Linked DNA regions of Homo sapiens: all the other regions are linked to region 1. A link is a contact called in ENCODE Hi-C or POLR2A ChIA-PET data. All regions are on one chromosome and are shown on one strand. The core of a region is the stretch at or near the end of the contact, and the rest is flanking DNA. Distances in the headings are between cores, read along the strand shown. Region 1 holds the start of FPGT-TNNI3K (FPGT-TNNI3K readthrough). Region 2 holds the start of SRSF11 (serine and arginine rich splicing factor 11). Region 3 holds the start of ANKRD13C (ankyrin repeat domain 13C). Region 4 holds the start of FUBP1 (far upstream element binding protein 1).

Evidence for each region. A loop is a pair of places that touch in the nucleus more often than their neighbours do. ChIA-PET counts read pairs that join two places held with the same protein, here RNA polymerase II (POLR2A). Pooled maps may share reads with other maps.
Region 2: a loop to region 1 is called in a pooled map, with 14 times the contacts of the local background. The contact joins the promoter of SRSF11 here to the promoter of FPGT-TNNI3K in region 1. A Hi-C loop is called at or near these places in 8 of 50 pooled maps.
Region 3: a loop to region 1 is called in a map of ascending aorta, with 5 times the contacts of the local background. The contact joins the promoter of ANKRD13C here to the promoter of FPGT-TNNI3K in region 1. A Hi-C loop is called at or near these places in 2 of 168 maps with a recorded cell type or tissue (ascending aorta and naive thymus-derived CD4-positive, alpha-beta T cell), 1 of 37 single-sample maps with no recorded cell type and 8 of 50 pooled maps. POLR2A ChIA-PET finds 5 or more read pairs at or near these places in 1 of 52 experiments (T-cell).
Region 4: a loop to region 1 is called in a map of CD4-positive, alpha-beta memory T cell, with 18 times the contacts of the local background. The contact joins the promoter of FUBP1 here to the promoter of FPGT-TNNI3K in region 1. A Hi-C loop is called at or near these places in 2 of 168 maps with a recorded cell type or tissue (CD4-positive, alpha-beta memory T cell and naive thymus-derived CD4-positive, alpha-beta T cell) and 7 of 50 pooled maps.

The regions. Positions count from the first base shown.
Region 1 is chr1:74,194,899-74,202,781 of GRCh38, reverse strand. It overlaps FPGT-TNNI3K (FPGT-TNNI3K readthrough), which reads right to left and starts at 4,540. Exons shown (of 27, transcript NM_001112808.3): 1 at 4,422-4,540; 2 at 2,951-3,118; 3 at 1,372-1,464. The coding sequence starts at 4,503. It overlaps LRRIQ3 (leucine rich repeats and IQ motif containing 3), which reads left to right and starts at 4,606. Exons shown (of 8, transcript NM_001105659.2): 1 at 4,606-4,786. FPGT (fucose-1-phosphate guanylyltransferase) reads right to left here and starts at 4,540. Exons shown (of 4, transcript NM_003838.5): 1 at 4,422-4,540; 2 at 2,951-3,118; 3 at 1,372-1,464. The coding sequence starts at 4,503. RefSeq lists a silencer at 4,603-4,702.
Region 2 is chr1:70,217,009-70,224,891 of GRCh38, reverse strand. SRSF11 (serine and arginine rich splicing factor 11) reads right to left here and starts at 3,512. Exons shown (of 12, transcript NM_001350605.2): 1 at 3,053-3,512. The coding sequence starts at 3,255. RefSeq lists a silencer at 3,128-3,177 and an enhancer at 3,073-3,618.
Region 3 is chr1:70,351,603-70,359,485 of GRCh38, reverse strand. ANKRD13C (ankyrin repeat domain 13C) reads left to right here and starts at 4,764. Exons shown (of 13, transcript NM_030816.5): 1 at 4,764-5,507. The coding sequence starts at 5,078. It overlaps ANKRD13C-DT (ANKRD13C divergent transcript), which reads right to left and starts at 4,675. Exons shown (of 4, transcript NR_168352.1): 1 at 4,278-4,675. RefSeq lists enhancers at 4,385-4,444, 4,545-4,604, 4,655-4,844, 4,875-4,934, 4,062-4,979 and 4 more.
Region 4 is chr1:77,975,729-77,983,611 of GRCh38, reverse strand. FUBP1 (far upstream element binding protein 1) reads left to right here and starts at 4,540. Exons shown (of 20, transcript NM_003902.5): 1 at 4,540-4,727. The coding sequence starts at 4,608. It also overlaps a transcript of DNAJB4 not described here. RefSeq lists enhancers at 4,067-4,126, 4,137-4,286, 4,597-4,726, 4,737-4,796, 4,807-4,856 and 1 more.

The DNA of each region.
Region 1 (7,883 bases), core at 3,291-5,790:
TTTTTGTACAGCTGTACAGTGTTTGTGTTTTAAGCTGAATGTTATTACAAGAGAGTCAAAAAAATTAAGAAGTTTATAAAGTAAAAATGTTATAGTAAGCTAAGGTTAATTTATTACTGAAGATCAATAATACCTGTAAAGCACTTGGCAGCACACAGTACATTGTTCAACAAAAGAGAGCTAATAAGTTTCTGTTTTTTTCTTTTTTCAAAGAGCAGCCAATAGTCAAGTTTAGCACTAAGAATTATCTATTTCCAAAAAATAAAAATAAAAAAATTATCTAACTATGCATTTCCTGGTATCTAATTTAATTTTTACTAAACTGATAATAATTATTTTCTTAAATAAAATTGTAAATTAGATTGTTTTACACATTTTTAGGCTTCAAACCAGAACTTGGATGCTTTACTTTGACATCATCTTTACAAAGAATCATTGTTTTGTATGTAAATCATAAGAATGAAAAAGTGCCTTGGAAGCCATGTAGATGAATAATTCTAAAATACCTGTCCCTGGACTGGTGTCAGTTCATGACAGTTTTCATTAGCCCCTTAACATACATAGAAAAACAACAAAGGTTTTCATGTAACCAAAATTTTCACACAACTAAATGTATTCAATTTAAAAAGCTATTCTTCATTCTGAGACCATGTCCTTCCTACTTTTCTGTTTTAAAATGTCTTATTTTGTGTGTGTGATTTCTCTTTTATATATTTACTTGTCCACTCTGTATCTTGTCACATTTTCCTTTTATTTTTAAGCATTGTGGCCTCTGGCTATCAATAATCACACAAAAATGCAAGATAAAAAGTACTGGCAAAAGTCTAGTAATGACAGTGTTAAACCACCCTTCCCTCAAAGCAAGAATCCCCATTAAGGGAGAAAGAGTGTTAGGAAAAATAGCTAATGCATGCTGGCTTAATACCTAGGTGATGGGTTGACAGGTGCAGCAACCAACCATGGCACACGTTTACCTATGTAACAAACCTGCACATGGACCCTGGAACTTAAAATACAAATTAAAATTAAAAGAAAAATCCCCATTAAAGTATTCCCGAGAACTATTCATATTTGAATGAGTTGTCTTAGGAAAATAATTTTCTATATACATACCCAAAACAAAACAATATTCATAAAAGACTGACGATATACGTGATCTACAATTTTACGAGTAAAATTTGTGAAAATCACTATACTACTTACAACCTAAAAAAAGTCATGAAAATCATAAAATATTTGTTTTCAAAGCAGAATAACTTCAAAGATTCTTTTAAAAAAGAAGGAAAGTGTTTGCAAGAAAGAAAAAAGTCTCTAAAGTATTAAAGGTGGAAGACTAAAAAGAAAATGTAAATTAGTAAAGTATAACATTACCAGAGTGAATTAATAAGATGGTAAAAGAATTCCATTTATCTCCATATAGCTTTTCCAAACATTGAAGGGCACAAAGTGTTGATCCTCCATTTCCTTAAAAACAAAGTTAAAAAAGCACAATTTATTTAATAGAAACCTACTAAAACTTTGTCATGACAGTAAATTTAGGTGTTATATAACCTTAAGGATTTGCCTTTCAGGAATAAGTAAATAGATGGACATCAAAGGTATTGGCAATAGAACAAAATTAAAAACATCTCATAGCAAACAACCAATCAATAAATTAGCAATGAAACCCAGACAACAACCCTCAGTAATAAATGATGAGGTAATATTCTCCCCAAAATAGTAATTATAAGAAAGAAGAATCAATTACACAATCTGTAACACTAGAAGACTGATAAATATAAACATTCATACAGAGTTACAAATCACAAAGCCCATTTAAATAATTCTCCCAAATGACACAATCAAAAACACAAGTTAGAGTTCCTTTCGAAAAAAGATTTTTAGAACTTGGATTCCCAAAAAAAAATCTTAAATATAACTACCACACTAGTTATCTTGGGCCAGTTACTTAACTCTTGAGTACCTCAGATTCTCATCTATGGAAATAATATCACGCCTGTAATCCCAGCACTTTGGGAGGCCGAGGCAGGTGGATCACGAGGTCAGGAGATACAGACCGTCCTGGCTAACATGGTGAAACCCCGTCTCTACTAAAAAATACAAAAACAAAATTAGCCAGGCTGGTGGCAGTCACCTGTAGTCCCAGCTACTCGGGAGGCTGAGGCAGGAGAATGGCCTGAACCTGGGAGGCGGAGCTTGGAGTGAGCTAAGATCGCACCACTGCACTCCAGCCTGGGCAACAGAGCAAGACTCCTTCTCAAAAAAAAAAAAAAAAAAAAAAAAAGAAATAATAACAGTACTGACCTCATAGTTGTAAGGATTAAAATAATGTTGGCTAATTAGAATAATGCTAATGTCATATTAATGTCATATACAGATATCTTATCTCTGGTATCAGGGGGCTTCAACTTTAAGTATCACATAGAAAAGAGCATTCAGAAAAACAGCATTTATTTCTATTTGCAATGGACGGTCAAAGGGCAAAGTTGACCTAAACTAGGGTTTTCAAATATATGTATTATATTTAAGCCATGTGACAGTGTTCTTTTGCATTCTGCATTATGTCCCTAAGAGGTCAAGAGTATTTTTTCCCACTAATTGCTTTCTTCATGTAAATTGCTGGAGGAACTCTGGAGTGGAGAGGACCTCAAGGGTTCTACTGATAAGGTCCAAAGGAGTATTCCTATCTGAATAGTGTGAATTTCATTAAAACTAATAAAATTTTCTTTTAAGTAACATTCTGGAAGTTTTTCAAGGTAAGTCATAATGGGTAAGAACAGTTGCTATTCCTTTTATCTTTCTAAAAAAAGTCAATTTATGTTCAAATTTTAAAGTTTGTAAAGCTGTGGGTAGAGATATGCAGCTTATACACTGTAAGTCACAGAAACCTTTTCTTCAATGATTATTCTGCTTAGGACCTATATTATAAAACTGACCATAAAGCGCGTACCAATTTTGGCTCCAGCAGGATCCACAAAAACGTGATATTGAACTCCAAGGGGTAACTCCTTTCTTTTCAGCTTTTCTGACAGCTGTTGGTTGTAAGCAAGTTCCTGTTTTTCATCAGCCGCTGTTATTGCAACTATGTCCCAGAATTCTCCACGTGCTACAAGTTTGCCTATTTGGAAAAAGCAAGGAAATGAAAACAAAAATTATCAGAATTTTCTAGTTGCCACAGGTTTGCCTATTGAGAAAGATGATAAAGAAGGTAATATCCATTATCATCTTCCAAAATGTATCTTTGGCTTTTGAAAGTTAGGGAATAATTAGTGGTGCATTAATACGATTCAAAATAGTTATAATGAAGACTGTTCACAAGTTCCTTTTTTTTCTTTTAGATCACTCCCTCCTTTTATGGTTTGCAATCCAATTTAATTATAAATTCTGAATGACATAATGTTTCTTGATTAAGAGAGCGACTTTTAACTTGCCAAAGACTATTGCCTCAATTCTTCAATAAGAAGAGGAGATAAACATAAACAAATCTCCAGCTTTGCAAATCAATTCTTATGTATCACGGACACTTGGTGTTAGGTGACTAAGAAAGACACAACCCAAAGATCCCTTCCCTCAATGTTGCTGTTTATAAATGTGGGTACTTTATTTTCTATTACTTTAAGATGAACCATGCAAACTTACATAGGCTGTTAGAATATAACATAAAATTCTGGATAACAGAAGGTCCCAACTCTCTGATGACATCTTTAAAAGACAGTGTGCACTTTTAGTAGACAGTTGGAATCTCTTTATTGATAAACAAAATGATTTAGCATTTTAATTAGTTAACAAACAGAACTTGTCAGCTAGAATCTAATAGTCCTGAAAGTTTTACTGTTATCCAAGAATTAGTCCCAGTATTTTTTAAGCAGTCACTGCAACACAAATATAATCACTTTTATTAGACAGGTGTACAGGGATTAAGTGTCATAGCCAATTTTTTGATAACAAATTTCTTCCTTTTAATTTTTAATCCATAATTCCTCCATGTTCTGTTACTCCCTCAACAAACGGTTACATTACAGAAGTAGATGAACGTAATGTAAAGCGTGAAGTAGATAGGGGGCTGGCATCTACTCATAAAGTTCAAAATACTGTGCTTCGTATCTTTTAGATTTATTTAAAGCAACTTTTATTAATGAGCTAATCAATGCATAACTTCACTAGTAAGATTTTCTTCTTCTTCCTCCGCCCTCATTTTTAATATCTATACTACTAAGAATAAAGTAAGCAACAAGCATGTCAAGCAGGGACAGTGAAAAGAATAAAAAACTCAAAAGGATTATTAGCTAGCTACTCCTGGGGAGCGTCATAGGCCTACAGATGAGAAGTAAACGGGAAGTGACAGTCCAGCAAACCTCCTGGCACGTAAAAGCACCCTCCCTCTGCATTGCCCAGGAGAACTCCGGTGCCTTCTCTGGTACCTCTTAGCTCGGAAAACCTCCGCAATTTTCGCTGGGTGGCTTCTCGCAGCGATACTTCCGGAGGGTCCCTAGCAGCTGCCATAGCCCCACCTTCCCTGAGACCGCGCCGCACAGCACGCATGCGCCCTGGGGTGCGCCTCCGCCCGGTTGTTTCTGACCCGCCCCCTCCGTGCGTCGCCCACGTAACCACGCCCCCGGAGCGCCTTGGCTGGCGCCCGGAAAACCATGATGTGGAGAACTTGGATGTTGTCTTGTTTCTCTAGCAACGGTCTCAGGAGCAGATGGCCGCCCAGCGATTTGTCTGACTGTGTTGGGGCTGGGCCACTTGTCTCCAACTCATAAGGGCTTGCAGCCCAGTTGACCCGGTGAGTGGTTCAGTTTGGGTGACAAAATTGTTAGAACCGACCCGCTAAGGATAAGGCGAAACTACATTCTAGCTTCCCAGCTTTCACATCAAAGGCGGTTCGTCCTAACTGGTGGTTTGTTTCAGCCTGGAGCAGTTCCCCAGGATAGCCTGATAGAAGATCTCCGCCATCTCTCCTTTCCCCCGCCACCCCGGGCCATCTGCCCCCAACCCTGGGTCATGATACATACACAGTCTGAATATTTAAAATCTCTGCTCTTTCTAGGAACCTTAAGTTTGTGGTTCCTAGAGAGTGAGCCACCCCACCCCTCTGTTTTTTCTTAGTAGGCTACACACGACAGCCTCTCAAATAGTGTCTTTGAAAGTTGTATAAAATTCAGTCCGCAACCAGGCTCCAAATATTTTTGGTATTTTGGTTTCTTCTCTGGCATTCTTTTGTATATGCAGATTAATCTAGAATGTTCAATAACACTCTTAGGAATAAGTCAGCCTTTTTAGGTGTTTTTTTGGGTAGCTATATAAAGGTGTTCCTGTTATAGAACACGAGGTTTCTTGGTTTTACAGACCACTTCATCTTTACACAGAAGAAAACTGAATCAGAGAATAGTGAGTTAGTCAAGGTATCACAATTAGTAAGTAATAAAAGATTTAAGAAATATATTTCAATCCCAAACCCAGAACTTGTGGTATTTCACCATACCGTTTGATTTTTTGAGACGATTTCTCTGTATCAACGTCTTCATTAGGTACGTAGACATTCAGGGCACCATAAACTCTTGTCATAAATTTACTTAGTTTTTCTTCTCAGACTTGTTATACAATCGTGTTCTAATAGTGGAAACATTTGGATAAAATGGCAGATTAGATTACTCTTTCATAGTTTTACATTTAAAACTTCATTAATTAAAAAAACAGTATCTTATTGAAGAACATTTAGAAAATACAGAGACTTGAGTGAAAGTAACCAAAGGAGAAAGTAGCGAGAGAAGGTCAGAGAGAGAACAAAGGGCCATAGGAAGAATTTTGGTTTTTACTCTTGAGGGAAACAAAGCCATTGCAGGGTTTTGAAGTGACTTGGCTTATGTTTAAAGAGATCACTCGGAGATAGGAGAATAGATTATAATGGGGGATGAGGCAATGATAGAAGCAGGGAGACTTCTTTGGAGGTTACTGCAATATTGCAGGTGAGAGCTGGTGAAGGCTTGACCAGGATGGTAGCAGTGGGAATGGTGAGAAGTTGGTCAGATTCTGGATATATTTTTAAGACAAAAACAATAAAATGTGCTGATGGAATTAATGGGTGTGGACTGTAAGAGAAAAAGAGGAGTCAAAATGACTGCCTTGGGATGGATTGGCCATCAATTAAGATGGGTAAGTTTCCGACTGAGGAAGGTTTTTGGGGTAATAGGGTCCAGAATTTGATTTTGGACATGTGGAATAAAGAGACATGTGTATGCAGTGAATATGTAATGGAAGTTTGTGTGTGTATGTGTCTGTATGCATTATACATACGAGTCTAGAATTCAGGAGAGAGGTCTGGGCTAGAGATACAATTTTGGGAATTGTCAGCAAGAAGATAGAATTAATTTTAACTGTGGAACTAAGTGAGGTCCCAAGGGAGTGAAGGTCAGCAGAGCCTATATGTTTGGGGTCTGTATATTCTAATAAGGTGAAATAAAGAAGGAAGAAGTAACCAAATAAAAAATCCAGTGGTAACAATTGTGAGGAGACAAACAGAGTGATGTGTTAGATTCTATCATACAGAATATTAAATAGAGTATTTATTGGATCTAGGACGGTATCATACAGAATATTAGAGTATTTCTTGGATCTGGGAAGGATGGCCATAGAAATTGGATATTATTTTTTCTCAATATGACTATATCATGCAATCAAAATTTGCTGGAAATAAATATACCATATTATCAGCTATGGCTTCTGTTTTCTTTCTTTTCTCAAATTTTCATTAATATTAATTTTTAGTAAAAAAAAAATTAAAAAATACTATATATATGAGTAGGAGTAAATTTCCGTGGCAGTTGATTGTTGGAGGCAAAAAAAGTTTAGGGATTTTATTTAAGTTCATATTCACTATAATAAAACAGTGTGATATGACTGTTTAACATCTTAAGCTACCAGAGTATTATTATACTAGAGAATTCGCCACAGAGTTTTTCCAGGTATTTATCAGAATGTCATTTTACCAGAGTAAAATATATCAATCCAGCCAAGCTGTAAGCCCATTAATTCTGCACAAATCAAACACACAGGAAATAATCTGTTTAGTTTTGGATTCCACATTTTTAAAAAGATGTTGAACATACTAGACTATAATAAATTGAAAAATTATATTCTGTGGAGGCATTTGGGCTTTTTATTTCCAGGAGGAGAGTAGAGAGTATCTGAAGAGCTGCCATAAGGAAGAATGAGATAGATTTTTTAAAGCAACTTTATTGAGGTACAGGTTTAGAACATTTTCATCCCCCCATTAAAATGTCTTCCAACCCATTTACAGTTAATGCCAGTTACACTGTTTTTTTATTACTACAGGCATATAACTATGACTGTTGTGTGGAAATTATAGAGAAGAATGTTTTAATTTTCCCCCCTTCTTTATATGAGGAAGTTGAAGCCAAATGAATAGGGTCCTGGATTATATACTGTGGAGCTCGTAGTGCATGCTGTGGTCAGGCCAAGCTAGGGCTGTACTTGTTTCCAGTCCTTGTGCTTCATGGCTCTGTTTAACCACTGTTTCCTCCTGTTACCCTTCCTGACATGCAACGAAAGCAAAAATTGTCTTTTTGCAGTTTGTTTTATTTCGATTTATTTACTCAGCTAGCCTGTTCTCAATTTATTTCTTAAATATTTTTTTTCTCACTATGCCCTGTTGGAGGAACCCTCACACCCCTCAACTTTCTGTAGTGCAGAGAAACATTCTCCCACCCCTGAACTTTTATTATACTTCCTCCCTTAGTATTTTTGTAGATTTTTTTTCCAAATGGAGTTCCCCAGTAGTGTAATCATAATCTACTTTGTCCAAATACCAGGATGAGGTTTCGGGGAGGGGAAAGGGATAGGGAGAGGGCAAGTGGTTGAAG
Region 2 (7,883 bases), core at 2,263-4,762, 4.0 Mb after region 1:
ACACAATAGATATTCAAACAATGCTGCATTTCCAGTACGCATTTCAGAAACAACCAGAATCAAAATAACAGTTTAACAAAGAGTATATGTGGGGTTCAACTTTCAAATACCTGCAAAGCCATCATGCTGTAGAGACAGTTAGAATATCACCTATTGTAAAGATAGTATTTCTATTTCTCAGTAAAATTACAGGCCAGAAATTCTGGTTTAAAAGAAGGAATAAATAGATGGACTTAACAATGACAATGCAGGAAACCTCCTAGAGCAGGTTGTCATTGAAATGTCTGTCATAATCCCAGAAATGTTTCCCCAAAATAGGCATTCAGAACCGAAATGAAGAGCTTCAGTAGGTGTGGGTGAGGTTCAGTCATACATGTATTTTAAAGCACCTCATATTCTACAGGAGAGAAGTTGTTAAACTTAACCTGTCAACTGGTGACAGGTGCTATAGAAAAAAAGTAGTGTTAAGGAGAATAAAGCAGCAGCAGAGGTGCTTTATTTTACATAGGGTGGTCTGGGAAGTTTTCTCTGATTAAGGTGACATCGGAAAAATAAAAGTAGTTAAGCATGTCACAGATATGTCTAGGGGAAAAAGAGTTACAGGTGCATGTCACTGCCTTCTTGGGGGAAATCATATAGTTTTCCCTCAGTATCCATGGTTTCAGGACTCCCTGCAGATAACAAAATCCACAGATGCTCAAGTCTCTTATATAACATGATGCAGGGAGGGGGAAGAGGTGGAGGAAAAATAAAATCATGGCATATTACCTGTGCACATCCTCTTGCATACTTTAAATCTCGTGATTACTTATAATACCTAATACAATGTAAATAGTTGCTATACTGTACTGTTTAGGGAATGACAAGAAAAAAGTCTGTACATGTTCAGTACAGACGTTCTCTCCTTATATTTTCAATTCACAGTGGGCTGAATCCATGGATGTGGAACCCAGAGATGAAGAAGGCCAACTGTGTAGATAATAGTTACAATCAGGTGACCTGTTCACAACAGATAGAATTTTATGTAATCTGAGCCATTCAATGTTATGAATAAATATTTTTGGAATGATGAACCCTGTGGACCACTGGGAACTATATGCAACTTGTGCCAGTCAGATTAGTGTATTGAAACTTATAGTTAAAAAAACAAAATGCAACATCAAGTAAATAAAAGTAGCCATCTACATTACTGATCAAATGTAGAAGGCCACTAATAACATTTAACTTATTGTAACCTTGTACATTTTAAAAGACAAAATGATCTTGTATGTGGGAAGATAAATGAAGGAGTCAGAGTAAAAATGTGTCAATTTATCTCTCTTTCTCCCAATACTGGGAAGGGAGTCCTTTTAATGCAGAATATCCCAGATCATATAGTTGAGGGAGACATTCTCAAGCACACACTAGCTGTCCTGGTTATGAAGGAACTATTCATTTGATTACAAAACAAAAAGACTCTGGTCCATCACAACTTCCTCTAGTATACTGGTCATGCATTAGGTAAAAGATGAACCAGTATAATGCCTACATCTCTCTTACCTTTTTTCTAAATGCATCATAAAACTGCCTTCAGAGAATAAACAGCATTTAAAAGTCAGCAACCATAACAAAATTTTTAACTTGTAGGATTGGAAAGAATTGTAGTAATTCGAATACCTCAAATATCTCACTAATAAAACTATTAAAATCATCCAATGTATCACTATTTTCTGCTATTTTACTGTTCATTAATTTTACAAGCTTAAAACAGTAAGTCTTGAGAAAACTGAACAACAGCAAAGCATCTATTTTTGTATGTTCATGTTATGAAAGCTATTTGTCTTTCATTACCAAATCAAGTATCTGTCAAAATAACAGGAATAAAGATTTACGTGTTTGTTCCCAGAACTCCACGTCATGCAAACTAAGTAAATCCTCTCTCCACATGTACATTTCCCTAAAAATTAGAAACATACCAATTTGAAAACACCAATAATCTTGTGAAAGTATTTTAAGTGGAAAGTGATGAAATATGCTAATACTTAACAAATATCTCATTATGATAAACTTTTGTCAATTATTTTATTGAGCAGAAAGTTAATGGTTACACGTACCATAACAGTAGATTCTTAGAGGATTCCAATTTCCTGTTTAGTATTTAAGTGACATCATAAAATTCTCAATATATGATATTTACTGATAATGACATTTGAATTGTCACTTCTCCACCAATAAGTCTTCCAAAAAGCACAAGACTATTATTATTATTCCAATTGTCTGTTTTAGTAGTACACTTTATCTTACTTCTTAGCTTCTTTGAACTATTTTTTCTTTACAATTCATCCACTTAATATTCTTGCGATAGAAATAATTTTCAAAATAAAAGTGAGACAAAAAGGATAAAAAGTCATACACTCTAATTCAAATTTCAACATTTATAAAAATCCTTCTCAAGAACAACTGTGAAATATCACAAATCTGTATATTATTCAAACAAAGGAAAATCTCTGGTTTATAACCCGTTTTTTGACATTATACAAATTAAGTAATCAGGCTCACACTAAACTAAGCGTCTGTCAAAAAGAATATGATCTTTGAATTATATTGCTGGGCCAGAACCACATAACAGCAATAACAATAAGTGAACAACCTACAAAGTTTAACACCAAATTAACACAGGCATGAATAATTTTGTTACCTTTCTTCCAAGAACGCAAAGAACAAATACTCAGTTTTTTAAAAAAGGGATTTAACCTATATACGACGTACAGACTGCGGTTAGTCTTGCGTTAAGTCCCCAAAGCCAAACGACCACGTTGGCACAATTTAAGGCGGAAAAAAAAAATTTCCCGAGAATAACAGCCAGTGTTTCCTAATTCCAAAAAGCCCTGGCCCTGCCTCTCTGCATTTTTTTGTAGGCCTGGAACACAACCGTCTTAAGTAAATCCACCAGCCACCAGCCACTCAAGCAGCCTGGCCCGGGGAAGCAGCGACAGGGGCCTAAGGAAATTGTGTGTGTTAGGCCCAGGCTGAGGCGGCGTTAGCAGGAACAGTGATGGTGGACGATACTCACTCCGGCGGGAAGAGGCGCAGTTCGTCGATCTTGCCTAGGAAACCGAAGAGAGTCCGCATCTGCTCAGAGCTAGCGCTCGGGGAGACATTAGTCACCTGGATTACCTCGGTGCCGCCGCCTCCGCCGCCACCACCACCTCCGCCACCGGGCCCGCCGCTGGGGCCCGGACCTGCAGTGCTGGGGACGACGGTAGTGTTGCTCATGGCGCTGCTCGGGTTCTCGCTCCTGCTTTAACACATCAAACACACAACAAACAGTGAGAAGGAGGGGGAAGAGGAACCGGATTGCGGGAGAGAGGAGGGTGTCCGATGCTACAGCCTCTGCTACTGCTGCCGATGCCGCCGCCGCCGCCGCCGTTTCTCCGCCCCGCCGCACGCCGCGGGGGAGGGGATGAGAGCGCGCGAGCTCGAGACCACGAGAAAACAAACGGCCGCCCCACCTCGCCTCCAACCACGACACTAGCGGGCCCGAGCTCCCACAATGCTTTGCGGCGCAGGGCGCGTCAGCGTCGGCTCCACCCCGCGCAGGCCCAGCAGCCGTCGCCTGCAGCCCGAGAAATGAGAGGCACCGGGGTCTAGAGAAAGGTGTTATCCACCTTCGTCTCTCGTTTTATTCTTCTTTTTCTTCTCTCTTTTTTTTTTGGAAGAGCGAAGAGGCACGTATAAACTTTTTTTTTAAAAAAAGCATTCATCCTCCTGCAAAAGTCACTTCAGCAACTCTTCTTATTAAATACTGCTCACGATGTCTTTATATACTGATAATCATCTACAGAGCTATCCGATTACTAATGATATTTAAACCCAAGCTAAGATGCCACCCCACCACCACCAGTATAAAATGTCCCGAAATTTTCAATGTACATGAATTTTGGTAACATTAAATCTGTAACTAATTTGTTTTGTCACTAAAACTTTCAGAAAAGATATATTTTAATATTACACTTATTAATAAGCGTTTTGTACATTCATTCACAATGGATGACTTTTTTTTTTGAGACAGAGTCGCCCTGTCGCCCAGGCTGGAGTGCAGTGGCACCATCTTGGCTCGCTGCAACCTCCACTTCCCCTGTTCAAGCCATTCTCCTACCTAGGCCTCGGGAGTAGCTGGGATTACAGGCGCCTGCCACGACGCCAGGCTAAGTTTTGTATTTTTAGTAGACATGGGGTTTCACCATGTTGGCCAGGCTGGTCTCCAACTCCTGACCTCTGGTGATCCACCCGCCTTGGCCTCCCAAAGTTCTGGGATTACAGGCGCGTGAGCCACTGCACCCAGCCAATTCCACAATAGCTGACTTTGGAAACACAGTTTATAGTACTTAAATATATTCAAGTATATATTTCTAAAGAAAATACTGCAATTTCTCAAGAAAAACTTGTTTCACATACATATTCTTGCTTAAAATAATTTTGAAGCTTTTGACTATTAAAAAAATCCTTGCTTTTGTTTTCAACCTCATCTGAACTATTCTCTCAACTGCATCCAGTGTGTAGTCCAGTGACTTGTAGTGCCCCAAACATGACAAAAACCATAATGTCTCTGTGCCGATACACAAGTTATTAATAACATCACTCATCTTATCTGTCATCTTCTGTAGAGCATTCCTTCCCTCACTGCTATGACTTCTGCAAGCTGTTAGGGCTTCCTCTTTTCTGCTAAGTAACAGAAGATACATGTATTTATTATTGACATGTATCACTCAAAGTTGTGAGCTTCCTGGGTCAGTCCAGAACCTGGCACAATGTCTGTCACACAGTCAGTCCCAATGAATGTGCTGGACACACGCACAAATATACCTTAATGACAATGGCATTTAAGACAGTTCACTAAATAATTCACTTGACCTTGAATGTTTTTAGAGGTAAAAGTTTTAGATGTTTTGGAGGTAAAAACAAACAAACAAACTTGAAGCCTTACAGAGTATCTACATTAGTGAATACCTCTTGGCACAATGCAGTCAAGATGCAATATGTGAGAGATTAGAGCACAAGGTTATTGAGATTTGGGTGTAGAGCCAACTGGCTAAGTGACTTTCACTAGTGCTTATACAGAAAATGGATGGGTTGACTGAATGTGAGCCTCAGCAAAATTACAAATTATGGCCTTCATAGAAATCAACTAACATTAGCTAGAGCCAAGACTTTTCAGAATTTTAAAGAAAAGCATATAGCTGTCCCTCAGTATCTGTGGGGGATTGGTTCCAGGACCCTCCCACAAATACCAGAACCAGAGGATGCTCAAATCCCCTATGTAAAATGGTGTTGTGTAATAAAGCATTTGATCTGTATCCATGGGTTCCATGTATGTGGATTCAACCAACCTGGGACTGAAAATATTTGGAAAAAAATTGATGGTCTAAACATGTACAGACTTTTTATTTCTTGTCTAACAACTATTTACACAGCATTTACATTGTATTATTATTAGTATAGAGATGATTTAAAATATTTGGGAGGATGTGCACAGATTATATACAAACGCTATCCTATTTTACATAAAGAATTTGAGCATCTGTGTATTTTGATATCCTCTGGGGTCCTGGTATCAATTCCCCATGAATACTCACCTCAGGACTGGTACAACTGTATTTGCATATAATGTAAGCACATACCCTCATACTCTTGAGTAACCCTTATCTAAAATGCTTGGGACCATAAGTGTTTTGGATTTTGGATTTTTAAAAAAGATTTTGGAATATCTGCATTATATTCACTGATTTAGCATCCCTAATCCTAACATTTAAAATCTGAAATGCTCCAATGAGCATTTACCTTGTGCCAGTTAGTGCTCAGAAAGTTTCAGATTTTGGAGCATTTTGGATTTTGGTTTGGATTAGGGATACTCAACTTTAATACTGAATACAATGTAAATGCTATGTAAATAGCTTTTATACTGTATTTCTAAAACCTTTTATTTTTAATGTCATTATTTTTTATTTTTTGAATATTTTTGATGGGGGTTGGTTAAACCCAAGTATGTGGAACACATGGTTATGGAGGCTGATTGTATAACTAACTGCACGTCACTCATAAATAAGTATCTGTGAATACAAAGAATGGTAATTAATTTTCTCATTTTGAATCAGACATATGTAACTGCCAGTTACAGATACTTAATAGTTTAACATTTATTGTGAGTGCCTACTATATGCCACGCATGCTAAAATATTTGATGATAAAAGGACAAATAACAGAAGGTCAGGGTTCATGCCTTTTTCTTTTTTTCCTGAAATGTTAACACTTATTTATTCTCTGTGATGGGTACACATAAATCTTTTATATGACTCTACATTTTTCTGTATGTTTGACACATTTCATAATTAAAACTACAAATTCAAACCAAAGAAAAAGGTAGTTGTAATAAAATCCTTTAAACCACCAGAAGCCAATTTATGTACAATAACTTACTGAACAAATAGATGATACTTTGCTATAGAGAAACTAAGTGGCAAAAAGTTTATGCAACTGAAGAGGATTTTAAAATATTTTATTTTCACATCATTTAGCAGCTAACAACAACAACAAAAAATTACTGAATTTAAAGTTAGAAGGCTGGCTTAAAATACCAGCCCTGTTGGCCAGGTACAGTGGCTCATGCCTGTAATCCCAGCACTTTGGGAGGCCAAGGCGGGCGGATCACGAGGTCAGGAGATCAAGACCATCCTGGCTAACATGGTGAAACCCCATCTCTACTGAAAATACAAAAACAAAATTAGCTGGGTGTGGTAGCAGACGCCTGTAGTGCCAGCTACTCGGGAGGCTGAGGCGGGAGAATGGCGTGAACCGAGATCGCGTCCCTGCACTCCAGCCTGGGCAACAGAGCAAGACTCCGTCTCAAAAAACAAAAAACAAAAAACACACACAAAAAACAAACAAAAAAAACCCACCCCTGTCATCAAGCATGTGATTTGAGAAAATTTCACTTCACTTCTAAGAACCTGTGTCAGTTTTTCAGTCAAATGAAGAGTTGAATCATAATTTTGAAGATTCTTGTAGGTCTAATAGATTAAATAATTATGTTAATGTCTGTTTTACATAGGAATAAGACATATACCTGAAGACGAATGACAGATATATTAAAGCAAATAAATATAACCAATCTATGACAGTTTTAAATCACTTCAGATTTATTTAGGCTCACAATTAAACAAGACTATAGAAAATATAGAATCTGGAGACAGGATTCATGCCTGTTTTATTCACTGTATCTACAATATCATTGAGAGGCAGTCAAAAAACTCACAAATTTCTTCAAATATTATGTACGTAAATCTGTTCCAAGGATTTTCCCAGCTGCTGGAAATAGAGTAGGGAAAAGGAAGTGAATGTCCCTGATAACATAAAACTTCAGGTCTAGTATGGCAGACTTTCAATAAAAAAACAACACAGCCAGGCGCGGTGGCTCATGTCTGTAATCCAAGTACTTCGGCAGGCCAAGGCAGGCGGAACACCTGAGGTCGGGAGTTGAGACCAACCTGACCAACATGGAGAAACCCTGCCTCTACTAAAAATACAAAATTAGCCGAGCATGGTGGCACATGCCTGTAATCCCAGCTACTTGGAAGGCTGAGGCAGGAGAATTGCTTGAACCTGGGAGGCGGAGGTTGCAGTGAGCTGAGATTGCACCACTGCACTCCAGCCTGGGCAACAAGAGCGAAACGCCATCTCAAAAAAACAAAAAACAAAAAACAACAACAAAAAAAACACAAAAAACCCCACAAAGATGAAAGGACTAATGTGTTGTGATGAAATGAAATAGGACAGGGGATGGCGGAAAAAGTGTTATCTGCTGAGACCTTACTAAAAGGAAGAAGCAAGACATTTGAATTTCTGGA
Region 3 (7,883 bases), core at 3,515-6,014, 3.8 Mb after region 1:
ATGTGAAATGAAAATACCTGTGGTTTTTTTGGTTGTGAAGTCACAGGTACTACTAATGCTAATACTATTGTGGTTTGTGGCATACGTTCATAATAGAATGACATGCTAAATTTTATTTGGAAAGTTAGTTCAACACAATTTCCTGGCTCTGAATTCTATGCCAAGTTAAAAAAAAATTTGTGCTAAGAAGGGATAAAATTTGATGTAATTCTTTTATTTATTTATTTATTTTTTTAGACAGAGTCTCGCTCTATCGCCCAGGCTGGTGTGCAGTGGTGCAATCTCACTGCAACCTTTGCCTCCTGGGTTCAAGCCATTCTCCTGCCTCAGCCTCCCGAGCAGCTGGGACTACAAGCAGACGTCACCATGCCTGGCTGATTCTTTTTGTATTTTTCAGTAGAAATGGGGTTTCACCATGTTGGTCAGGCTGATCTTGAACTCCTGACCTCAAGTGACTTGCCCACCTCGGCCTTCCAAAGTGCTGGGATTACAGGCATGAGCTACCACGCCCAGCCCCAGAAAGCTTTTCTGATCATCCAATTTCTATTTTCCCCAAATAGAATTAATGACTTCCTTTTCTATATTGTATTGGGAGCTTATATAATTTCAATCCTTGTATTTTTCATAATGTATTACAATCATATTTCTATCTTTTTTATAATATATTGTAATCTTACATTTCTGTCATTTTTACAAGCCCTTAAAAATAATGGATGGGGCCAAGTGCAGTGGCTCACACCTGTCATCTCAGCACTTTGGGAGGCTGAGGTGGAAGGATCACCTGGGCCCAGGAGTTCAAGACCAGCCTGACCAACATAGTGAGACACGGCCTCTATAAAAAATAATAATAATAATGAATGGGCTGGGGGCAGTAGCTCACACCTGTAATCCCAACACTTCAGGAAGCCGAGGTGGGTAGATGGCTTGAGTCCAGGAGTTTGAGACTAGCCTGGGTGACATGGCCAAACCCAGTCTCTACAAAAAAATACAAAAATTAGCTGGGCCCTGTAGTCCCAGCACTTGGGAGGCTGAGGCGGGAGGATCCACTTGAGCATGGGAGGTGGAAGTTGCAGTGAGCTGAGATCATGCCACTGCACTCCAGCCTAGCTGACAAAATGAGACTCAAAAAACAACAAAAAATAAGTCTTGGTGTGGTGGCTCATGCCTGTAATCCCAGCACTTTGGGAGGCCGAGGTGGGCGGATCACCTGAGGTCAGAAGTTCGAGACTCAGCCTGGCCAACATGGTGAAACCCCATCTCTATTAAAAATACAAAAATTAGCTTGGCATGGTGGTGGAGACCTGTAATGCCAACTACTTGGGAGGCTGAGGCAGGAGAATTGCTTGAACCCAGGAGGCGGAGGTTGCAGTGAGCTGAGACCACACCATTGCATTCCAGCATGGGCAACGGGAACAAAACTCTGTCTCAAAAATAAAATAAAATAAAAAATAAAAAAGGATGATATTTATTTATTTATTTATTTATTTTTAAAGACAGGATACCTGTCACTTAGGCTGGTGTGCAGTAGTGCAATCCTAGTTCACTGCAGCCTTGGACTCCCAGGCTCAAGTGGATCTCCCACCCCAGCCTCTTGAGTAGCTGGGACTGCAGGTGTTTAGCACCACAGGTGGCTAATATTTTATATTTTTTGATAGAGATGGGGTTTCACTATGTTGCCCAGGCTGGTTTCAAACCCCTGACCTCAAGTGATCCTCCTGCTTTGGCCTTTCAAAGTGTTGGGATTACAGGTATGAGCTACCACACCTGGCCTGAATATTATTTTTGATATGTATGGTGTTTGATTTTACTGGAGGGATACTTATGAGTTTCCACATTCCATGGGTGACATCCATGGGTGACAGCCACTAATAAAGAAATTTCAAATTCAGACTCTAGTGATAGAATACTTCACAAGTATAACGGGATATTATTTGGTGTAGGTTTTTAGTAATAGGATGCTGGCCACTTACCCTATACACACGCTTTGAATATTGGTGTTTTCAAGATTTTGTTCTATATGGACCTTCTTAATTTCTCATTCTATAAACTTTTCTTTGGGGAACTCACCCACTTCTGGAGCATTAATTACTGTGTAATGATAACTTCTGAATCCAGCCCATACCTAGTTCTCTGTTACCTAAGGATCACTTGCAAATATCTAAAATGTAGAACATCTAACTCCCTACAGATAAGCAACTTTCAACTCAATATGCTAAGATTGAACTCATTTTTAAAAACCTCTTAAACCTTTTTCTGCCTCACTCTTACTAACTTGGTTCATGCTCTCATCATCTGATTTACTGCATACTTCTTTAAAGTTCTGTTCTTGATGCATACTTCTCTAAAGTATGAGTGACTGAATTTTCTTTTTTTTAATTTTTTTTTTTTTTTGAGACCAAGTTTTGCTCTTGTCACCCAGGCTGGAGTGCAATTACACGATCTTGGCTCACTGCAACCTCCACCTCCCAGGTTCAACCGATTCTCCTGCCTCAGCCTCCCGAGTAGTTGGGACTACAGGCACCCACCATCATGCCCGGCTAATTTTTGTATTTTTAGTAGAGACAGGGTTTCACCATGTTGCCCAGGCTGGTTTGAACTCCTGACCTCAAGTGATCCACCCGCCTCAGCCTTCCAAAGTGCTGGGATTACAGGCATGAGCCACTGCGTTCGGCCTGAGTCACTGAATTTTCTATAAAGGTGATTGCATTATGCTATTCCCTGTTTAAAGATCTCTAAAAAGACTATTCCTTTTTTTTTTTGGACAGAGTCTCACTCTGTCCCCAGGCTGGAGTGCAGGGGCACAATCTCAGCTCACTGCAGCCCCCGCCTCCTGGGTTCAAGCGATTCTTCTGCCTCAGCCTCTCGAGTAGCTGCGAGTACGGGCACAAGCCACCACGCCCAGCTAATTTTTGTATTTTTAGTAAAGACAGGGTTTCACCATATTGGCCAGGCTGGTCTCGAACTCCTGACCTCGTGATCTGCCCGCCTCAGCCTCCCAAAGTGCTGGAATTACAGGCATAAGCCACCGCGCCCGGCCAAGTGTAAACTTTTAAGATGACATACAAAGCCCTGCATGACCTGGCCCTTCCTCTCTCTCTAGCCTTACTGTCAGATTTGACTGTACCACATTCTAGCATTGAAGTATTGGGCAAGTTTTTTTTAACTGTCAAGTGAGGATACTAATGCTAATCAGGGGGAGATAACAGCATATAAAGTGCCAAGCATACTGCCTGGCTTAGCGTTAACAATAAATATTGGCTATTGTGGAAGAAGCAAACATTATTGCATGTATTTTTTCAGTCTCTACTGCTGTCTCAAGAGGATGCTTTGAACTGTTGATTGGGTAATGTTTTAACATAAACGGAACTCTCCACTCCACCGAAAAAGAAAGAAGAGGAAGAAACAGATTTATCTGAACAGACTGAGAAGAAAATTGGAGGTGAAAAGTTGAGTGACTGGGGAGGATTAAGAGAGGCCCATCGAGTTGTTTGTTTGCGGAGATGAGTTAGCAGTAGTATAAACTTTAAGAAAGAAGAGATCTGGCCGGGCGCAGTGGCTCATGCCTGTAATCCCAGCACTTTGGGAGGCTGAGGCTGGCGGATCACTGAGGTCAGGGGTTCAAGACCAGCCTGGCCAACACGGTGAAACCCCGTCTCTACTAAAAATACAACAATTAGCTTGGTGTGGTGGCGCAGGCCTATAATCCCAGCTACTCTGGAGGCTGAGGCAGGAGAATCGCTTGGACCTGGGAGGTGGAGGTCGCAGTGAGCCGAGATTGCACCACTGCACTCTAGCCTGGACTACAGAGACTCTGTCAAAAAAACAAAAAAACAAAAAAAAGAGAGAGAGATCTGAAGTATTTGCTCTCAGAACATAGGGGGACTTTGGAGAGTTAAATGGGTGAAGATCTTTAGGATGTTTTGCTAAGCCCCCTCCTTACGTCCTCAGTGGCCAGCTTTAGTTACTTTGTTAAAGTTTTATGGTTGGCAGATTTACGTTTCTTCAGAGTTTGACACTAGGTTGAGGTTGGCCATGAACTAATACAATTATATTTCAGTTACACGATTCTTTGCCCTCCTTGAGTGTCCCCACCCTCATATATGTTAACTCTGACATCTGCCCGAAATTCATTCATCTAATAAATATTTGAGTGGCCTCCCCTCTTTCCGATTGCTGGACAGCCCATCATTTTCCAAAGTCAGCACCTAAACTCTTCTATGACTTTCCTGACAACTCAACACTAAAATTCGTCCCTCCCTTTTTTGTGTGCAACCCACCTCCCCGCCTCCGCTTTTAATTGTTTGGCCTTCATTCCTCTTCTACAGTGCTCCCTGCAATCAGTACTGGTGCTGTACATATTTGCTAGCTTCGTACATACGGCACGAAGTAGATGCTCAGTAAATGTTGGTTGACTGAGTATCCTCTGCATCTCGGTGACATCACATCCTGCGTGCCGTGGCGTCATTCTGCATTCCTCTGCGGGAGGCTCAGATCCGGAGGGTTTAAGTGGTTGTTTATAACATGCACCGAACATATCCAACGGAGGCTGTGGTTTCCGACCGCCCACAAAAAGCGCGGTTGGCGGGAGTGCGGGTTCGGGGTCGGCTGGCAGCTGGGAGACTCCAGCTCTGGGCGGAAACACACTGCCTCGGAGGCGCCGGCGCCTAGTGATTCTGGGAATAGAAGGTGCGAGGGAGGGAGCGGGTGGCTCACTTATCGCGGTGTTTTCTCTCTCTTCACTCCTGGGGGAGCTCTCGCGAGAGGAGCAAGAGGAAGATGGCCGTGCCCTGTTTTTCGGTGTAAGGCAGCGACGGCGGCTGCGACGGCGAGACTGAGATCCTGGTGTCGTGGGCACCTGAGTTCTAGCTTCCCCCAGCGAGCGCGCGTCCCTTCGTGCCTAGGCGAGAGCCGGCTCTTCCCCGGGAGATGCGTTTGTCCCAGGCTCGGGGGCTCAGTGGGAGTTCATGCTGCGCTGGAGGCTCTTGGCCACCGCTCTAATCGCCTTGTGCCGCCGCAGCGCCAGCTCCGTCGCCAGCGGTGAGCCTCCCGATTCCCCCCCTTGCCCCTGGCGGCGGCGATGACCGGGGAGAAGATCCGCTCACTGCGGAGGGACCACAAGCCCAGCAAAGAAGAAGGGGACCTGCTGGAGCCCGGGGATGAGGAAGCGGCGGCTGCCCTCGGCGGTACCTTTACCAGAAGCAGGATTGGCAAGGGCGGCAAAGCTTGTCATAAGATCTTCAGTAACCATCACCACCGGCTACAGCTGAAGGCAGCTCCGGCCTCCTCCAATCCCCCCGGCGCCCCGGCTCTGCCGCTGCACAATTCCTCCGTGACTGCCAACTCCCAGTCCCCGGCCCTTCTGGCCGGCACCAACCCCGTTGCTGTCGTCGCGGATGGAGGCAGTTGCCCCGCACACTACCCGGTGCACGAGTGCGTCTTCAAGGGGGATGTGAGGAGACTCTCCTCTCTCATCCGCACGCACAATATCGGGCAGAAAGATAATCACGGTGAGGAGTGCTAGCCCCTCTCCACCTCTCTCCTTCCCCGAGCCTAGGGTGTGCCTCCCCAGGCTTCTGGAATCCTAGGCCCCCTCCAGCAGACTCTTCTTTTTGCCCATCATCCGGGCCGTTCGGTAAATCATGATCGACTCAGTAATAGCGTGCCAGTGGTCAAGGGGTTGGTTCTTGTGGGTGCAAAGGAATGTATCCTCCTTGCCCACTTCAAAGTTTGTCGTGAGAAGCTGTTTTGTTTGAGACAGGCCTTCGATTTGCTGATTCTGGACTGTCAGAAATTTTAGGTTGCCTCCCACCCAACATGGTTTTCTCCCTTTGTTTATGGAGCTATATATCTTTATTTCTCTCTCTTCCCCCTACCTTGGCATTTTAAATTTTGAACGCATAAATTGCCCTCCTCCCTTCATTGCTCACATACAGATCCCATCTTGACTGCAACTGGTTGTGATTTTGCCTGCCACCAGGTTGTTTCTTTTTTGTCTGCTTTCAGTAAACTTAGAATGTTAGATTTCTGAAAGCCACACAGTAGAAATTTGTTGGTATTTGATACGTAGAACAGTTAAAGTGACTTCTCAACAGCCGATTTTTGTTTGAGTAGAGATTTGATTTTTTGCTTGTTTTAAGTAGATAATTGCTAATAGTAATGTCTCATCTTGATGACTGTGACTAAAAATAGTATTATGATTTTTATGGTAATTTTATCTTAGTCAATATTGACCATTTCTTTTTGCCTTGTCAGCTGAATTTTTTGTTTAATTCTAAAAAATAATGTGACTGAGTTGACTTTTAAGCAACAGTAAATTTATTATTGAAGACTAATGTGAACACTGACATTTTAACATTTAATAGCCGTTTTAAACTGGGTAGTTGGCAAATATTGTTGATCGCTCTGCTATTAATATGAAAATTGTATACATTCAGTTAGAACACACTGAACCAACTTTGTGCTCAAAATGATATACGTATCAATGAAATATTTGCCTGTGAAATAAGCTCACTTAATTCCATTGGATCGTAGGCTTTTTAGGACAAAAATTCAGATAAAAAAAACGAGTAAGATTTCTCTTGGCTGTATAATTATCTAACAACTGCATTTGTTTTCAGAATTTACAATGTTGTAATTGTAATAAAATCACCACCTATCATTTATCATAAATCCCCAAAAAAGTATGTTAAAGTTGCAGCCAGTTTTTCTTTCCTACATTTAAATTACTTAATCATTTTACTATTATAGTACAAGGATAATGTTGTTTGTTGATGATGGTAATTCTATGCTAGCCCTTTGGAAAACAGTTGTTAGTGGGAGATGGGTTGTAGCTTCAGTTTATTAGTCTATTATGAGGAAGTTTTTCAAATTTGGTTTACATAGTAGCCATAGTTACATTACCTTGAAATATCCCTGAAACAGATAAAAGGTTTGAGAGTTAACTCCCTTTGAAAGAAGAGATGGATGAATATCACTGAAGCTATTGAATTACAGGATTGTTGGGCTTCCATGTCTTCTTCAACCCAACATTTAGGAGTACATTTGTTTAAGTTCAAATTCTGTTCAAAGTAATTAGAATCCTGTATACTCTTAAACTCTTGTCCTTAGCCCACTGAAATTAACTTTTTTTTTTTTTTTTTTTTTTTTGAGACGGAGTCTTGCTCTGTCGCCCAGGCTGGAGTGCAGTGGTGCAATCTCCGCTCACTGCAAGCTCCGCCTCCCGGGTTCACGCCATTCTCCTGCCTCAGCCTCCTGAGTAGCTGGTAGTACAGGCGCCCACCACCGCGCCAGGCTAATTTTTTTGTAATTTTAGTAGAGACGGGGTTTCACTGTGTGAGCCGGGATGGTCTCCATCTCCTGACCTCGTGATCTGCCCGCCTCGGCCTCCCAGAGTGCTGGGATTACAGGCCTGAGCCACCGCGCCTGGCCTTGAAATTCACTTTTTTAAAGGAAGGTTTTTATTGTGTTTAGCTGACCTTATATCATTGATGTTTCTGATTAATGTAACCGGTGGTTCACATACCTGGGGTAAATATAATTGCTTTCCCCCCTGCAATGTGTACATGCTCATCTCCTACAGTGAGGTGTCCTAGGAACTGTGGCTTCAATTTAATGTGCTTCTTATTTAGTCATTTTTTCTCCCATAGCCTCATAGATTTTTCTGATACATTATTACTTTTAGTCTTGACATTTTACTAACCTGGATGCTTTTAGATTTTTAGGATATTTTTGCTTTAAAATTATAGAAGATAAATACTTATAAAATCACTTAAACAACAGCAAGCTTGGCCAGGTGCGGTGGCTCACACCTGTAATCCCAGCAGTTTGAGAGGCCGAGGTGGGTGGATTACCTGAGGTCAGGAGTTCAAGACCAGCCTGACCAA
Region 4 (7,883 bases), core at 3,291-5,790, 3.8 Mb before region 1:
AAGGCAGCACTCTCCTTAAGAGTCATCACCACTCCCTAATCTCAAGTACCCAGGGACACAAAAACTGTGGAAGGCCGCAGGGACCTCTGCCTACGAAAGCCAGGTATTGTCCAAGGTTTCTCCCCATGTGATAGTCTGAAATATGGCCTCGTGGGAAGGGAAAGACCTGACCGCCCCCAAGCCCGACACCCGTAAAGGGTCTGTGCTGAGGAGGATTAGTATAAGAGGAAGGCATGCCTCTTGCAGTTGAGACAAGAGGAAGGCATCTGTCTCCTGCCCATCCCTGGGCAATGGAATGTCTCGGTATAAAACCCGATTGTATGTTCCATCTACTGAGATAGGGAAAAACCGCCTTAGGGCTGGAGGTGGGACCTGCGGGCAGCAATACTGCTTTGTAAAGCATTGAGATGTTTATGTGTATGCATATCTAAATGCACAGCACTTAATCCTTTACCTTGTCTATGATGCAAAGACCTTTGTTCACGTGTCTGCTGACCCTCTCCCCACAATTGTCTTGTGACCCTGACACATCCCCCTCTTCGAGAAACACCCACGAATGATCAATAAATACTAAGGGAACTCAGAGGCTGGCGGGATCCTCCATATGCTGAACGCTGGTTCAGCATACTTTGTCTTTGTGTCTTTTTCTTTCCTAAGTCTCTCGTTCCACCTTACGAGAAACACCCACAGGTGTGGAGGGGCAACCCACCCCTACATTAACCCAGGAAGCTTTTACGGATTCACATATAGTCCAATTAAATCAGTTTCTGGGAGTAGGAGTTAGGGCTAACCTTTCTTTCTTTCTTTCGTTTTTGAGACAGAATCTCGCTGTGTCACCCAGGATGGAGTACAGTGGTGCGATCTCAGCTCACTGCAACCTCCCCGTCCCGGGTTCAGGCAATTCTCCTGCCTCAGCCTCCCGAGTAGCTGGGATTACAGGCGTCCGCTACCATGCCCAGCTAATTTTTGTATTTTTAGTAGAGCCGATGTTTCACTATGTTGGCCAGGCTGGTCTTGAACTTCTGACCTTAGGTGATCCACCCGCCTCGGCATGAGGCACCTCGCCCAGCCTACCTTTCATATTTTTTAAAAGCTCCCTGTAGCCAATGTGGGTAACCACTGAATAAATAAAAGGTCACTGCAATTGGTTAGTCAGGTTAAGTTTCATGAGAAAAGACTATTTTTAATCTGGATTTATTTAGCTAAAGGTTAATGAAAAAGATAAATGTAATAGAAGAACTGATTATCTAAATATATGATCCAATAGGAAAAGAAACAATAAATGTTTTGACCACAAAAAAAGGGAGAATAAGAACAGTAAATATATGAATTTTAGACATTTTGTTTTTGAGGCAACATGTAAAACCAAAGTTTTGTAGGTAGCTGTTTGGAAACATCTAGGAAACAAGTATAGGATCAATTTACAGGAAATTACAAGTATATTAGTGCATATTTGTATATAGCAGCTTTATTATAAATTATTGTAATGTATGCTATGGAATAAGCTAAACTCACTTAAGAACCGGATGATAAGGCCAGTTATTTAAGACAGATGCTTTCAGGAGTCCCAAACTTTCAATCTAACATTATTACCTAAAGTAATGGAAAGCTGGGAGTGTTGTCTTACAAGAAGAGGTGGAGAGCTCCAAATTTTTCTCTAAAAATTAATAATCTATTTCCTATATATCCTATGATGCCCTGTTATATCTCCCATGATCATAATCAAAGGACAGATCCTGGCAATGAATGTGTGGAGTGACCAAACAAATACTCCATTAATATTCAAAGAGGCCTTTTGTATAATACACTAAAGATGTTTGTTCTTTTATTAGATTTGAAGAACACTGAAAAGTTTGGAATGACACCTTAGCAACCCCCCAAATATTCCTCCCAGCTTCACTGAAGAGATCCTAAAAAGCAGTTTATTTATATTTTCACAAAGAACCTTTGTCTCAAGCATTAATTTTTCCAAAAGATTAAGCTATCAAGAATTTTATTGTGGCTGGGCGCGGTGGCTCATGCCTGTAATCCCAGCACTTTGGGAGGCCAAAGAGGGTGGATCATGAGGTCAGGAGTTCGAGACCAGCCTGGCCAACATGGTGAAACACTGTCTCTACTAAAAATACAAAAATCAGCTGGGCGTAGTGGTGGGTGCCTGTCATCCCAGCTACTCGGGAGGCTGAGGCAGAACTGCTTGAAGCCAGTAGGCAGAGGTTACAGTGAGCCGAGATCATGCCACTGCACTCCAGTCTGGGTGACAGGGTGAGTCCGTCTCAAAAAAAAAAAAAATTAGGCATAGTGGTGCACACCTGTGATCCCAGCTACTCCAGAGGCTGAGGTGGGAGAATCTCTTGAACCTGGGAGGCTGAGGTTTCAGTGAGCCAAGATCGTGCCACTGCACTCCAGCCTGGGCAACAGAGCGAGTATGTAAAAAAAAAAAAAAAAAAAATTGAGGTCCTTACATATTTTCAATATTCAGTGATAACTAAAATAAATTGAGATATACATAAATTTGTTTTGAGGGTAAATTATAGCACTGTGGTAAATTACATTGATCAAAAGATCTGATTGTATTGCCTAATTAATAAAATATGAAAAAATCAAGACATTTTCAAAATACAACTGGAAAATTTCTACCTAGCCGCACACCCAACACTGCTTTTACTGTTTTTCTATACATTATGATTAAATCTGTAGTCCCATACGTGCACTGATTTTTCAAATGCAAATTCCACCAAAATTTATAGGGATGGCCATGAACACTGAAAAAGATCATCAGAGCTATAAATGGATACTACTGCCTTAAAAGCTGATTAAAGGGAAATGATGGCTCACCTGTATCTACATTCATATTAACTGCTATTTTGGTGCTTAAGCAAATGAACACATTACTTTTAGGTTTTCAGAAAGAATGCAGCATATATATATTTCTCACAATTACTCTTAAGAGCTGCTGAAAAAGTATTTTTTTAGACCTAACCAAGTAAGACAAAATGCCACAAAGTCGAGAAAGTTCATTTTACCTCATTGTTTGTTATTTAAACAAATAATTTTGGAAAAAAAAAGTCACTGTGATATACTCAATAATAAAGAGTAAGACTTCTAAAGTATCCTCACGATTCCTGGAGCTTACTACTATTAACACAGTAAATTACATGCCACGATATGTTGGAGAAGGTCTGAAGAAATGTCTGGCATTACTTGGTAACTGAAGTACATAACATAAAATACCAATTTACACACACACACACACACACACACACACACACACATATATATATATATATACCTAGTCCTGTGATGACAATTCAGAATATGATCTTACATTTGAGTACCCACAGGATGGGGTGGGAGAAACTACGCCTAAGAAGCTACAAAATCTATTTTGGTCAAGAAACAATGCTGTTCTTAACTTAAGAGACCTTAACAGGCCGGGCGCAGTGCCTCGCGCCTATAATCCTAGCATTCTGGGAGGCCGAGGCGGGTGGATCACGAGGTCACGAGATCGAGACCATCCTGGCTAACACGGTGAAACCCCGTCTCTACTACAAACGCAAAAAATTAGCCCAGACGTGGTGGCAGGCGCCTGTTGTCCCAGCTACTCGGGAGGCTGAGGCAGGAGAATCGCTTGAACCCAGGAGGCGGAGGATGCAGTGAGCCGAGACCGCGCCACTGCACTCCAGCCTGGGTAACAGAGCGAGACTCTCAAAACAAACAAACAAACAAAAAAAAACCCTTAATAAAAATGGCCATGGACACATACATATACTAGGTTATTAAATCTGGCTAACACTGAACTTTAAGAACAATCACGTTTTTGGATAAAGAAAAGGGCAGTCATACTTTTAGAGCCTCATCCACATTATTTTAAACAAAAAACTTAAAATATGGTCGAGAACTAACAGGCTTCCAGCCTGAATTCAACACCCACCCTCGTGATAAAACTAAAAAATCGGACAGTCTGTAAGTAAAATACAGGGACACTTTACTACCCTGAAAATCATGCTGGGTTCCCGCTACGCCGGGCAGACGTTTTCAGGAGCATCACCGCGCGGCGTCTCGGACGCACTTCTCCTGGCGCCCTCCGGGCGGCAGCGCTCTCGAGACACTGTTGCTTCGCCGTCACGCCCGTCGTTGTCACGCCCTTCCCCGCGGACACCGAGAATGACCCATAGCGGAAAATTCTACCGCACTACCTCCCTGAGGCAGCGACCGGTAAGAAACAACCTTTTCTTCAGGCTTCCCACCACCCAAACACAGTCGCAGTCAACTGGCCACTATCACCCACCACCCTGCAGGAACAATTACCCAGCCTCACCCCAAGAACGCGCGGAGAGGAGGTGCCAAAAGAAATTCTGTTCTCGCGAAGTCTTAAACTTAATCCTCGCGACGTCTCTGTTCCTGTCGTTCTTTCTCAGCCCTAACCCACACCAGCGCGTTGCCTCGGAAACATCGCGAGATTTTGTTCCTTCAGTCTCCGCCCCTTTACGGCACGATGGTCGCGCAAGAATGTAATAGAGCTTCGACGGCCGCCATTTTCTTTCTTTCTTAGCTGTTAGCTGAGAGGAAGTCTCTGAACAGGCGGCAGCGGCTCTTATAGTGCAACCATGGCAGACTATTCAACAGTGCCTCCCCCCTCTTCTGGCTCAGCTGGTGGCGGTGGTGGCGGCGGTGGTGGTGGAGGAGTTAACGACGCTTTCAAAGATGCACTGCAGAGAGCCCGGCAGGTAAGTGTGGACCGCGCGGCGGAATCCCGAAAGCTCACGGTAATTGGCCGCTGACTGAGTAGGCCGCTACCCTTAAGCGCATGAGGAAGAGGAAAGAGGTGTTCTTCCGGGCTGAAATGTGAAGAGACACGTTTCCCCATGTTGGTAATAACGATTAGAGACCAGAACCCAGTTTTGTGTTCTTGGTGCCTAATCCACTTAGAACCCCGACGCGTGCTACGCAAAGAAGGCCTGAAGTCTTTCTCCCGCTTCTGCGGCACTCGCGTGTCTCCAGTGAGCTAGTTTAGATAAAGATCCTCTTCCAGGGGATAAAGCGCAGTTAGTTTCACACAATTTAATGGAAGGTTCTGGTAATGAGTTTGGGAAAGAACTAGGGTCTGTCCTGGAGCCATAGCAAGGGAAGGGATTTATCATTAAAGTAGCCTTTACAGCTCATTTCCGTTCTCTCTCGCAATTAAAACCGCTTTCAGTACCATTCACCGTCACACCTCTACAAGGAAGGGACTTGAAAGCAGCCTTTTTCTGGGCGGGATTTACGTGTCAGTCTGTTCCACCAGTCCGCCCCCCTTATTTCTCAAAATGGCCTCAGGCCCATTATACCAGAGGTTTCAATTTGAATCTGCCTCTCAGTTCAGAGTCGTAAACTGACCAGACCTCTTTGTATTACGTAGTGCGTGCATTTGCCCTGAAGGCACCACTTTCCCAGACGAAAGCTGTTAAAATAGTGCGTGTATTCCAGGAAAATAAAAGATACCTTAATTTGAACTTTACATTCTTAGATAGTCCCCTAATATATTTAACATTTCAAAATGTATGGTGTTGGTATAGATTTGCATGTAAGCAAAAGAATCCTATTCTCTGTGACACTATGCATATTGTACTAGGTGCTGGGCATTTTTTACTAGTTTTAAGCTAATGATAATTAGAAACCAGTGTTGTGCTGTGTTTTCGTTGCATTAGGAGTTCACTTAGTTAACTTTTTACCGGGACAGTTGAAGGAACATTGAGTCAAAATTAGAATTCATAAAATCCGTTGTAACACATCTAATGTGAACGCATTATAAACATGTACCTGTACTTTTTTATAACCAGAAATACTAGGAGTAGTCAACAAAAGGTCATCATTAATATTAGTTCTGCGGTTTTTTCCACGTAATTTAAGAAATTCTGAACATGTTTAGCAACAAGCATATAACTATGACAAACACTCTTAGCGTGTTTTATTAGATTGATTTGTAAAACTTAAGGGAACTATTTTATTTACTGGAACCAACTATTTTATTTTACCAGAACCAGCACATTGGATTAATTGGTATCGCACACTGTAGGTAGATACTGGAGTTTTGTTTTGTTTTGTTTGAGACGGAGTCTCCCTCTGTCGCCCAGACTGGAGTGCAGTGGTGCGATCTCGTCCCACTGCAACCTCTGCCTCCCGGCTTCAAGCAATTCTCCTGCCTCAGCCTCCCGAGTAGCTGGGATTACAGGCGCCCGCCACCATGCCCGGCTAATTTTTTGTGTTTTTTTTGTTTGTTTGTTTGTTTTCAGTAGAGACAGGGTTTCACCATGCTGGCCAGGCTGGTCTCGAACTCCTGACCTCGTGATCCGCCCGTCTTGGCCTCCCAAAGCTGGGATTACAGGCGTGAGCCGCTGCGCCCGGCCTTGTTTTTTTTCGTTTGTTTGTTTTAATGCATGAATTGTTTCCTACTAAGAAGCTATGATATAGTTCCTTGACCAAATGCAGATGAACAGGATTATCTGATTAATACTTTAACGAGAGCAGACAAAATATGGATATTTAATTCATCCACTTGCTTTATAAGTGTTTATAGAGTTTGTTAGGAGGGGATGCCCAATTTCCTAAGTAAAGGTGATATATGAGCAAGACATTATAAAATGAAAGAGAGTTTGGCCAGTGAAGAAAAGAAGCAGCATGCGCAGAGGTGTGGGGACTTGAGGGAATGGCAAGGACCCAGAAGTGAAGTCGCTAGAAGATGGGGGTGGGAGGACGTGAAACGAGGCAAGGAAAGGTACAAGCGGATCCAGATACTGGAAGACCTTGTGTTGCAATGCTTTAATTAAAAATTGGATTTCAGGCCGGGTACGGTGGCTCACGCCTGTAGTCCCAGCACTTTGGGAGGCTGAGGCAGGCAGATCACTTGAAGTCGGAGTTTAAGACCAGCCTGGCCAACATGGTGAAACCCCATCTTTACAAAAAATACAAAAAGTAGCCGGGCTTGGTGGCCTGTGCCTGTAGTCCTAGCTACTTGGGAGGCTGAGGCACAAGAACCGCTTCAACCTGGGAAGTGGAGGTTGCAGTGAGTGGAGATCACGCTGCTGCACTCCAGCCTGGTCATAGAGCGAGACCCTGTCTCAAAAAAAAAAAAATTGGATTTTATTATTAGGCTAAGCCATAATTTCTTTATACTTCTTAAAATATAGAAATTGTTGGCAAATTGTGAAATTTATTGTTGTATAATGCTAATAGATCAGTTGTCCTGATGTCTTTGCTGTAATGATTTCTTTATAAAAATGATCTTAAATCTGAGCTCCCTAACTTTAGTTTTTGCCTGGAATTACCCATTACATTTGATGATATCTCTAAATGTCAGTTGTAGCTGTTACTCTGATGATATAAGTGGAATATACAGAAGCGTACTTAGACAAAAGTTAGGTTAATATCTGAACTACTTCCTCCTTGTGTATTTAAGAGAATATTGACTTAAGTTTCTAGAATCCTCAACTAATCCTAAGTTTATTTTCTTTGTCTAGAATACTATGCTGTTTTTGTTTTTGGAAGGAAGAGATATAGGCATAGTTTCCTGCTCTCAAGGAGCTTCAAAGGCTGTACCAGTGGGGATGCCATTGGTATTTTTAGCTGGATAGTTGTTATTCAGAAAAGCAGGACAAGTAATTATGATTCCTGGTCCGTACCTGGTAATGCCAGTAATGTTAACTCTAGCTGGTTGTTGACATCTGGTCATTTAGTTGCCAATCTTCTTTTTTTTTTTCTGGCTTTTATGTGAAATTTTTAGATTTTTATAATATCCTGAGCTAAATTCAACACAGGGACACCAGATTGCTGCTTTAGTTCAGGGTTTCCAGCCTGTGCACTTAAGAAATTTATTTTTGTGTATATCAAGCTGTAACTCCAGAGAT